Regions from separate parts of the Homo sapiens genome. Here region 2 is linked to region 1. Evidence: chromatin loops called from intact Hi-C (ENCODE). Cell type or tissue: IMR-90. All regions are shown on one strand. Each heading gives the region's core, and the rest is flanking DNA. Links, peaks and the distances in the headings are about the cores only.

What was found. A loop is a pair of places that touch in the nucleus more often than their neighbours do. Peaks named below come from ENCODE experiments on the same cell type or tissue, not always from the same donor. Only the 100,000 strongest peaks of a DNase experiment are listed, where the experiment ranks them.
Region 2: it touches region 1 in a loop (3-fold over the local background); 1 of 110 quality-filtered maps calls a loop at or near these places.

The regions. Positions count from the first base shown.
Region 1 is chr14:89,845,306-89,851,137 of GRCh38, reverse strand. All of the region lies in intron 5 of EFCAB11 (EF-hand calcium binding domain 11), which reads left to right. Among named protein-coding and RNA genes, the nearest start is that of EFCAB11, 110 kb to the left of the region's middle. In IMR-90, for the core only: a CTCF peak has its summit at 2,764 (motif pointing right); DNase peaks (open chromatin) are centred at 1,007 and 2,787; H3K27ac peaks cover 782 bases.
Region 2 is chr14:89,538,618-89,544,449 of GRCh38, reverse strand. It overlaps a transcript of FOXN3 not described here. Among named protein-coding and RNA genes, the nearest start is that of FOXN3-AS2, 35 kb to the left of the region's middle. In IMR-90, for the core only: no CTCF peak of the experiment used is centred there; a DNase peak (open chromatin) is centred at 3,489; H3K4me3 peaks cover 218 bases; H3K27ac peaks cover 1,521 bases.

The DNA.
Region 1 (5,832 bases), core at 473-5,472:
TTACACATTTAATTACCTGACTACAAAATAAAGTGTTTACTGTAACCTTCCAAGGGCTCTCTAGTAAGTTAATTCCTATAATATAACTAAAGGTAGATGAACACTGTTGGCTCAGTGGATGAGCAACAAATTGGAATTCTGAGTCTGTTCAGCCTGGGCCTAGGCTTCCCACTAAATTGATGTGTGGTCCTAGGCAAGATACTGAGTGTTTAACTTCCTAGGGCTCAGTTTCTCCTTCCAAAATTAGGAATTATAATACAGATTTAGCTTACTAAATCCCAAGAAGCCACTAACCAACTAACTAATAATAAATGAGGCCATGTAGCGTGAAATCCTCTATTAACTTCCTCTTTTCCCTTTTTAGAGGTGAAAGTTAAATGTCCTACAGTGATCAAATAATTAAGTAAAATTTCACTGGACATTTTGACAAGATTGGTTATTGATTCATCAATTCATACACACACACATACATACATATCTGGACTTACACATACAAAAGCAAGGGCTTAGAATGGAGGTAGGTTTAAAACAAATGTAAAGGAGTTTCCCAAGTTTTTAATCATCTATTAGTTCATCCAGGCAATGTTAACAATTATGCAGAGCAGCACCTCTCAAACTTTATGTGCATAAGAATCACCTGGAAGGCCTTTAAAATGTCCCTCCTGGGCTCCATCCTCAGAGTTTCTGATTTGGTAGATATTGTGGTAGGGCCTAAAATTAGCATCTAACAAGCTCCCATATGATATTACTGGTGTGCAGACCACACTGTGGGTCGCACAGTCTAGAAACATTCGGAATGCCAAGGTAAGGAAGACACATGGTGTCTGTAAGGCAGGTAGGATTAATATTAATACTCCATGGTGTGCTAATATTAATTATACTGTATCACAGTGTGTGTGTGTGCACAGGACCATGTGTTCTAAAATCATTTCAGAGAACATAGTATGTGCAGAGGCTTAGAGAATTGAAACTACATGACACATTCAGGAATGTGAAGTTTGCATCACTGCAGCAGAGAGCATGTGGCTGGCCGGGAGGCAGGGGGTAGTCTAGTAGGGGTGGGGAGGAGAGGAACATGTGGCAGAAGAGATGCCAAGATCTAGGTAGAGCTCTGATGGTAATTAGGGGGCTTGTGTACTCCAAGAGATTGGATTGCTTTCCTAACCTGAGAACAAGAGAAATGGAACAGAGAAAATAAAAGATTCACTAGAGTTCTCAAGGTGGTAGAATTAATGATAGCGTAGAATTTATCTAAATATAATCTAGTTAACCCATTAATCCTGCTGAAATTACACTTCAGTTGAAAGTCAATCTCTTGGGTATCTGGTTTCTTCATTTCTGGTCATTTTTGTGCACCATATGATGACTTACGTGTTCTTAAATATGACCTGTTTTCCATTATTTTCTAGGTTCTTTTTCTATCCAGTGAATAGTCAGCCAGTAATCCTTGTCCCAAATTGATTATAATAATGAACAGGTGGAATACCAAGATATTAGCAATAAGAGTATCTTACCAAAAAAAAAAAAAAAACAGATTTCCTTGTTACAAAAGCAATGCATACTTATTACGGAAGCTACAGACAAGCAAAGAAACCTCCCACAATCCCACTCACATTTAGAAAACCACTGCAAAACCCCCTAGACACTAACTTTTTAGATTCTTTTCCATGTAGATGTGCATTCTTCCCTACCAAAATAGATTACACCATCTACGTTTTGAAAACCAGCACAGTTCATTTACATAATCTGCCAATTGTTGGACATTTGTACTCTTCCAATCTAATTCCCATTGTTTCACATTTAGTCTGTTCCAAGTAATTTCCCATGGCTGATGCCTAAACTGAAAGTGAAGGGACAGGAGTCAGCCAGGCAAAGATGGTGGAGTGGAGGGATAGACATTCTAGGTTGAAGTACTGCCTGGGCACAGACCTAGAGGTGAAGCAACCATAACATTTGTGAGAACCGAAGGATGTACAGTAAAGCTGGACCATGGAGGGTGAAGGGTAATGGGAGTGGACGTTCACAAGATTAAAACATTGGAACTAATAGCCTACAGTTGGATATCCAGGGGACTAATTGGCCAAAATTTATTTAGGGAAAAAGTAGAGGGAATAAAAGACAAAAAGAGAAAAAATCTGCAGCTTATCACTGAACGTTATTCCTTTTCAACCAGAATGCTTTATTTTCATTTTTATTTATTTATTTTTTCTTGAGACAGAGTCTCGCTGTGTCACCCAGGCTGGAGTGCAATGGTGCCATCTCGACTCATAGCAACCCCCACCTTCCGCGTTCAAGTGATCCTCCTGCATCAGCCTCCTGAGTAGTTAGGACTACAGGTGCTTGCCACCACGCCTGGATAATTTTTGTAATTTTAGTAGAAACAGGGTTTCACCATGTTGGCCAGGCTGGTCTCAAACTCCTGACCTCAAGTGATCCACCTGCCTTGGCCTCCCAAAGTGCTGGGATTACAGGCATGAGCCACTGTGCCCGGACTCAACCAGATTGTTTTAACACAGTGTTGCTTTCACCAACTTGATTCGGACTAAGTTGGTTTTGGCAAATGGCTTTCAACCAAATGATCTATACCCAAATTAAGAGGATTTGGGGGCTTACTGGATCCAGTGCCGTGCTGGAGCTGACTTATGCAGGCTCTCAAGACATTTCTGCCCATCTTTTCAGTAATGTCACCTTCATAGCTTGAAATCAGCAAATGCTACAAATCAGGGATTTTTTTTCATTCAAGCCAGTTCTGCAGCACACCACTAGATGTAGCTGAGTGAGAGGGAAGAAATCCAAAATAAATGTCCTGGGTTTTGGCTTGGGAATTGAACACTGAAGTCATATATCGGTACCAAACATCATAAACTTTGGAGTCAGAGGACCAAGATTTGAATCCTAACTGCCATTTTTCTGCCATTTCAAGCAGAGTAATTCTCTAAGCCTCAGTTTCCTTATATGTGAAATGGGGTCACTAATATTTAACTTACAGGATAATGATATAAATTAATCCTTGAGAGAGCTATTATGATTATTACTGCAATAAAAGGAGAAGCATGAGGGCATTCAGTTGATATTTTAATATGTAAAGTTTGAGTTACTTTGGGGAGCTTAGGTAGAGAATCCTGTAATAACAACAATAGCTAATATTATTGATTGTTAACTACGTGCTTTACATACATTATTTTGTTTAATCTTCCAAAGAACTGTATAGGTAGGTATTAGTGATATGATTGCTCTCATTCTGAACCTGAGAAGACTGAGTTTTAAGTTAAGTATCTTTCTCAAGGCCAGACAGCTGGTAAATGCAGAGACAATTTGGAAGGCAAGTCTGTCTGAATTCAGAGTCTGCATTCTTTTTTTTCTTTCTTTCTTTCTTTCTTTTTTTTTTTTTTTTTTGTGAGACAGAGTTTCTCTCTTGTTTCCCAGGCTGGAGTGTAATGGTGCAATCTCAGCCCACTGCAACCTCCACCTCCCAGGTTCAAGCGATTCTCCTGTCTCAGCCTCCTGAGTAGCTGGAATTACAGGCATGTGCCACCATGCCTGGCTAATTTTGTATTTTTAGTAGAGATGGGGTTTCCCCATGTTGGTCAGGCTGGTCTTAAACTCCTGACCTCAGGTGATCCGCCCGCCTCTGCCTCCCAAAGTGCTGGGATTACAGGCATGACCCACCGCACCCAGTCTAGAGTCTGCATTCTTAATCAGTGTGCATATGGGCCTCCACTCAGCAGAGACATCTGAGCTACATGGTGTCAGTTTGTGAATGTTCTCAGTGGTTCAAGTCTTAGGTTTGAATGAGGTACTGGAGGAATCTATAGAATCAGAAAAGCAGAAGGCAAGGATGCAACTCTGGGCAACACTGAATTTGAAGGTGAGGTAAGAATTTAGAGAAAGAGGGGATGATTAGCAGTTTTGGATGCCATCAGGAGATCAAAAAGGGTAAGAATTTAAAAAGGTTATTTGGATTTGGCAATATGAAAAGGATTGGTAATTTTAACAAAAGCAGCTTGGGCAAGATAAGGAAGGCAAAGGCCAGATTGCTTTGGGTTGAGAAGTAAATTGGTAATGATGAAGTGGAGAAAACTGGTATAAATTCCTTTTGAAGAATGAGGTGCTAAATAAGCTATTTGGAATCCAGGGAGATATTTAAGACATAGATGTATCGGGCAGAAATAGTAGAAGTGAAGGAATGTGATTGAAGAAAGCAAGACCCTTCCTTAGGAGATAGGAGAGATGGGATCCAAAGCCTGGTAGAAGAATTATGACTGGATTGACGTCAGGATTGGGCTTTTTAGGTTGGGTGTGATAGAAGATCAAGGAGGCAGAGAACTAAAGACAGTCATCAGTATAACCAAAGTCATGGCATCGTAGGCTGCAGACTAGGAAGAGAATAAGTAAGATCAGGAGGCCATTCATAGACTTAGAGAATGTAGAGGGGCCAAGGTCTTGGGAGTCTCAAAGATGCTGAAGAGAAGTTGGGAGTAAATGAAGAACTGAGTTGTGAGTACAGGGAGTTGTGCACGGTATTCTTGATATTGATCAATTAATGTACAGAGAAGCCTGGGTAGCTGATGATATCCCTGGCCCTGCCATCAGAGATCAATTGTTGAAGCAGAGTGAAGGTGAATTCATCAGAATTGAAGAGCTGAAGGGACTAAGCTCTTTGCACTGGTATCCTTTTGAGTTCCCAACTAGTAAGACTACATCTTTTTAATAATACTTTGTTAATAATCCAAATGTAATGTCTAAAGAGGTCCTTCCCCATTATGATGGAAACATTCTTCATGGTTAGTGACGTTCTTTCATTGGTGTCCAAGAAATCTGATAGAATCTTCAACTTTTTCTTAGTATGTTCATCCTGAGACTGGTAGGGGAAGTGTCCTGGGTTCATTTCTTCTCCTTCCAGAGGATGTACAGCTTACGCTTTCAGAAGCATAATGCTAATAATACTAATAGCTGTCATTTGTTAAGCACTTACTACATGCTAGCCACTGCGCTAAGCACTTTATGTGGATTATCTCTTTATACACTTATAACTCCGCAAGATAGGTGCACTTTCTGTGTCTATTTTATGGATGAGGACTCTGAAGATTAGAGAGGTTAAGTCCCTTGCCCAAGGTCACTCAGCTTGTAAATGATGGAGCCAATATTCAAATCCGGGCAATTTGCATCTAGAACTTGAGATACTAACTCTGTAAAACTGTCTGTCGATGCTGGGGAGACCTAAGTCAGCCTCATTTTGGAGGTTAGTGTATTCCTGTTTGTGAAGGAAGAGGAAAGCAGCCACCCTGGGGCCCCTGTCCAGAGACGCACCACTCGACCCAGTACTCCCGACTGCACATCCGTCTCCCTGTTGACCATCTTCAGCCTGCTTCTCCCTAAAGCACAGAATCACAGTGTCCTTTGGGCATTCCATCACCCCATACAGTACTGCTCACCTAAGACAGTGCCCTTCACTGCCAGGGGCAGCATGAGATGTCTTCCCAAAGCCCCGCAGAAGTTAATCCTCTGGGCACTCCTTACAAGAGAGCTGAAGAATGGCATGAGAGCCGTTTCATTCCACTGTTGATTCTTGGAAATACCAGAGGGTTGTTTCACATAGACACGTCACTGTGATGGCTCTTGGCTGTTCAAAGTGCAAGGAGGTTGCTGTGCTGACGTCGAAATCTTAGTTTGAAACCTTATTTCAAGAATGCTCAGAAAAGTAATATAAGAAGTATGCAAGGAGAAGAAAGCATTTCTAATGATAAAATGAGTAACTTAATTTTAAGACCTCCTTGAAAATCATATTAATTTGTTTCTAAATTAATTTGCTATTTGCTGAAAGCTACTTTC
Region 2 (5,832 bases), core at 471-5,470, 310 kb after region 1:
TAATTGTGGCTAAATTCTAGCCCAGAGTTTTAAGTTTACAACGACCTGTGATCACGCTATTACATTCCAGCTTGGGAGACAGAGCAAGACCCTGTCTTAAAAAAAAAAAGGCCCAGCACAGTGGCTCACGCCTGTAATCCCAGCACTTTGGGAGGCCGAGGTGGGCGGATCACGAGGTCAGGAGATCGAGACCATCCTGGCTAACACAGTGAAACCCCGTCTCTACTAAAAATACAAAAAATTAGCTGGGCGTGGTAGCAGGCACCTGTAGTCCCAGCTACTTGGGATGCTGAGGCAGGAGACTCCAGCCTGGGCGACAGAGCAAGACTCTGTCTCAAAAAACAAAACAAAAAAAAGCAATCTCTTAAAAAAAATGCAGCTAAAATAGTACCAGACTGTATACCCATTAAAATTAAAAATACAAAATTAAAAAGCAGAATACCAGGCATAAAGATGCATTTGACACCAGAATCCATTACATCGAAGCTCCATCTTCATAACATTAATATTTTTCCAAAATATTTTGAGTACTTCCCCCCCACCCCCATTGGTTTTGGATATTCTGGTCTTAAAACCAAATCGGTTGTATACTAGAATGCAGAAGAGATTTATCACCCAGTAGAATGAACTTCAGTGAATCCTAGTGTTTCTGATAAGTTAGTCTTTAGTTGGGTGTTGGGATATTTTCTGTCTCTCTCTGATTTCTGAATTTGGAAGTGAGTTACAGTACATTTTTATTCGGTTTTAATCCATCAAAATCAAGTTAGTTGTAAGTGATGGAAGAGCTTACTTTGTGTAGTCCGGGCTGCCTGGAGACATCAGCCACATGCCAAAAGCTTGCTGGTTGCCCAGCAACCTTGCCGGAGGAATAGATTTTCTGCCACTGGCTCCCTTTTTAGTCGAGGCGGAATCTATTAACACTACTATTCTAGCCCAGAGAACTGGAGCTGGAGTTTAGCTGAAAAGAATGGTCGGGGTTTTTTTGTTTTTGTTTTTTTAATAACCCAGCACCGTGTTTCTGGCTTCTAAACCCTACTGCTAATTTCATTGACTTCTACATAAAGACTTAGAGCTTATTAATATTACTTAGCACAGTAGAAGCTAAAGAGGTCAGTCTTGTGCCTCCTTGGCCCCTAAGGAAGCTCATTGTTTCATCTCTGTAGAAACTACCTCACAGGCAATGGGTGTGGACCGTGAGCATCCAAGTTGAAGGGGGAGCAGAGAAGACTGACCTCATTTGCCCCCATACTTACTCCAAGTCCTCACCAGGTGTACTTGTTGGCTGTGCCTTCCAGAGGCAAACTTATTTGGTGGTTGAAGCTGCTGTTTCTTCAAGTATACGTGATCCAGCTCTGATTGAAAAGCACCTGTGTATTCCTTCCTCTTACACTTCAGTCAAAGAGTGTCTTTTCTCCTTTTGTAGCTAAATACTTCACCGGCAGGATTGATGGTTTCCTTCTACCAGGGGAGTTTGTGCTGCTGGCAGCCCCATTGTTTTGCTTCTGCTGTTAATGTAATAGCTTTGGGTTGTAGTGCAGGAAGATGATGCCTAAGTCCAGCGTCAGGTGGCTGGAGTTCTTTGCCACTGCTGAAATGCAATTTTAATAATGGACTGTATCAGCCAAATGTGTTTCCTTGCCTCTTTGTAAAACAAAAGAAGATCTCAGCATATTAACCCATCGATGGCAGGAAAAAATCAAAATCTCCAAGAATGCCAATTAATGAAATGGCACTTGCATCTCAAATTATAAATCTCCTTAATACACTTCAGAAATTCTCTGGGTAGACAAGGAAGGGGTTGCTCCAAGCCATCTCATCAGCCCCACTTTTTCTAAGGCACAAATGTAGAAAAGATGCAGAAAGTAGTTTGTGGTTTGGTAGAGAAACGAGCTGTTCTACAAAAGCAATGACGAACTTGACTAACCTCAGGTTGCGTTTATTTGTTCTGATCATGCTGAACTTTATTAATTGTGAAAAGTCTGTCAGAGGCGTTCGAACCAGAGTGACTCCATTTTGAGCAAGGGCTAGGAAAATGAGGCTGAGATTTGCTGGGCTCCATTCTCAGAAAGTTAGGCATTCCTAGCCTCTAGATGTTTACGGTTAAGGGAACAAATTAATAGTGTTTACTAAACAGACTCAGACTTGGGAGTGTCCAGGTATCCTGACATCTGGAGAACAAAGGCACTCTTAATTTTGCTTTAAAGATAATAATATCGATTCTTGCAAAATATAGTAATTAAGAAAATTAATCCTTTATCGCAAACCCTTGTAGCAGAGCACATCTCCCCATATATACAAGTATTGTACTTAGGGTGGATGCGTTCCTCCTCTTACTTTCAGGAACATCGTACTCTATCTATGGAGTAGCTGTTCTTTCACCACTTTACTTTCTTAATAAACTTGCTTTTACTTTGCACTTCGGACTCGCCCTGAATTCTTTCTTACGCGAGATCCAAGAACCCTCTCTTGGGGTCTGGATCGGGACCCCTTTCCTTTAACAACTTGGGTCTTTGGGCTTATATTTTCCTGAGTAATCTTAGAATATTGCTGATGCAAGGGACCTTTTGTAGTTCCATGTGCCCAGTTTTACAAGTAAGGAAACCAGAGAAGTGAAAAAGTTTGCTCAAGGATGTACAGCTATGTCCAGAGTGGCAGAGCAGGGAGCAAAATCCCAGCCATAGCACTGTTACGGGAAAGGGGTCCTGATCCAGAGGCCAAGAGGGTTCTTGAATCTCATGCAAGAAAGAATTCAGAGCAAGTCCATAGAGTAAAGCAAAAGCAAGTTTATAAAGAAAGTAAAGGAATAAAAGAATGGCTATTCCATAGACAGAGCAGCTGCGAGGGCTGCTGGCTGCCCATTTTTATAGTTATTTCTTGATGATATGCTAAACAAGGGGGGGATTATTCATGCCTCCCCTTTTTAGACCATATAGGGTAACTTCCTGACATTGCTGTGGCATTTATAAACTGTTGTGGTGCTGGTGGGAGTGTAGCAGTGAGGAGGACCAGAGGTCCCTGTGGTGGCCATCTTGGTTTTGGTGGGTTTTGGCCAGCTTCTTTACCACAAAGTGTTTTATCAGCAAGGTCTTTGTGACCTGTATCTTGTGCTGACCTCCTGTCTCATCCTGTGACTTAGAATGCCTTCACCGTCTGGGAATGCAGCCCGAGTAGATCTCAGCCTTATTTTACTCAGCTCCTATTCAAGATGGAGTTGATGTGGTTCAAACACCTCTTACAGCACCACCCACATGATGTGTTTGAATTGAACCAGGAAGGAAAAGTGCTTGTTTCTGTAGCTCTGGTTCCATTCATATATCCAACAAATATTTGCGAGAGATCTGTCTGGTGAGGTCCTGAGCTTCCAATGACACAATGTACAAATTGAAATCAAAATCGGTAAGAATCTTAGAATTCTTCCAATTCTAACATACTGTGACTCAGCCAGAGATACTCTGACTCAGCCACTTAGTTTATTCATTCATTCATTCATTCAGTTCCTTCATGTTGCAAACACTTATTAGACATTTCCTACTTACTACTGCAAATCTCTGCACAACAAAAGTATTTTTAAGACCCGATCTGAGTCACTTATATCAAGGAACATTCCATATAGATTTTTCTTAGCAGCAGCAGTCTTTGGATGTTTTATCCTAACAAAATTTGATTTTTAAAGGCATATAACTCGTTCATTTTCCTTTTTTTTTTTTTTTTTGAGACATAGTCTCACTGTGTTACCCAGGCTGGAGTGCAGTGTTGCAATCTCGGCTCACTACAGCCTCCGCCTCCCAGTTCAAGCGAGTCTCCTGCCTCAGCCTCCCAAGTAGCTGGGACCACAGGTGCGTGCGACCACGCTCGGCTAAATTTTTTTTTTGTATTTTTAGTAGAGACGACGTTTCACTATGTTGGCCAGGGTGGTCTTGAACTCCTGACCTCGCGATCCGCCCGCCTTGGCTTCCCAGAGTGCTGGGATTACAGGCGTGAGTCACCGTGCCCAGCCTCATTTTCTTTGTAACTGGTTGCTTTAGGTCTCCAGCCAACTTTATATGCGAGATTTTAAAAAAATGCTATCAAACTCTAGTGTAAGGATTTGCTTCAGTTTTAGGTCTATGTTAAGCATGCCTTTTAGAGGACAGTGGTAAACATTGGTTTACTTGGCTAGGTAAAGCATCTGTTTTCAAGGTCTTGATCTAACCACATACCCCACAGTCACTTGTTCCTGGCCTTTGTTGTTATCTCTATTTGCTCAGAAATGTCCACAATCCTAAAGTCTGCTGTAAATTTCACATGGTTATTGCATTACCTTCTACTACCATGCTGCAAACACCAATTTGAAGGAGTGGCGTGAGAAAACAACTAAAAGTATTTATCCTGCTGTTCTTTGCATTTTCTTTGTTCTGTTGCATCGTGATATCTGGCTATCGGATTTCATAGAAAAGTAGAAACAGCCGAGGGCACTGTTTTTGTAATTTCATATTAAACTCATTTCCTTGAAAATCTGGCTTGAGATGAGTGTTCTTCAGACTTCTCTTCCATTTTGGTATGTTTCCTTTTTCTTTTCTCATGCAGCCTATGTCTAGTTTTTCAAGCACATTGAAGTTGAATATATTTTTGTTTTAGTATCAGAAGGCACAGCTGCCGTGGACTAACCCTAACGAGCCTCCCTCTGTCACCCATCAGTGTCTCACGCAGCAGTTCCTGACCATCAAAGTGTGCTCTGTGCTAAGTACTCTGCTGGATGATTTGGCTTGAATTTCTCAATAAATACACCTACTTACCCTAAGAGGCAGTTAATATTATTCCCATTTGACTGATATGGAAACTGAGGCTGAGAAAGTGGAAGCAATTTTTAAGTCAAGTCACACAATGTAAGTGGTGAGCAGGACCCAAGGTTGTGTTTATATGATTTTGAAATTTTGTTATCGACCCTACTTATGAGCCCTGCTTTATTTCTCCATTATAGACATCCCATTTTGTTTTTCTTTTAAACTGAGACAATGGCAAAATAAAAACAGGGGAGTGTTTTATGTATCATTTTCACTGGACCGGTATTTTCTGTGTTTTTCAGAACACTAGCCAGCAAGCTCCTAAAAAACAAACATTAAATTAATTTGGTCAAAACTGCACATTATATCCTTTTCTAGGAGATACTGTTTTATTTTATTTCCTTTTCTCAAATTTCCATTTGACTACATAACCTTTTTATCTTCAAATGCCTTTAAAAGCACAAATTGGGAAAGGTTTCAGTTAAAAGACAAGTGAAGAATTTGGTATTATACAACTAAATTTTTAAAAATAAAAAAAAGAAAAGTGGCCAGGCACGTGGCTCACGCCTGTAATCCCAGCACTTTGGGAGGCCGAGGCAGGTGGATCATGAGGTCAGGAGTTCGAGACCAGCCTGGCCAACGTGGTAAAACCCTATCTCTACTAAAAATACAAAAATTAGCCAGACGTGGTGGCGGGCGCCTATAATCCCAGCTACTTAGGAGGCTGAGGCAGGAGAATCGCTTGAACCCATGGGGCGGAAGTTGCAGTGAGCGGAGATCGCACCACTGCACTCCAGCCGGGGCGACAGAGTGAGACTCCGTCTCAAAAATAAATAAATAGATAAATAAATAAATAATAATAATAAAAGGCCAGGTGCGGTGACTCATGCCTGTAATTCCAGCTCTTTTGGGAGGCTGAGGCGGGCGGATCACCTGAGGTCGGGAGTTCGAAACCAGGCTGACCAACATGGAGAAACCCCGTCTCTACTAAAAATACAAAATTAGCCAGGCGTGGTGGCGCATGCCTGTAATCCCAGCTACTTGGGAGGCTGAGGCAGGAGAATTGCTT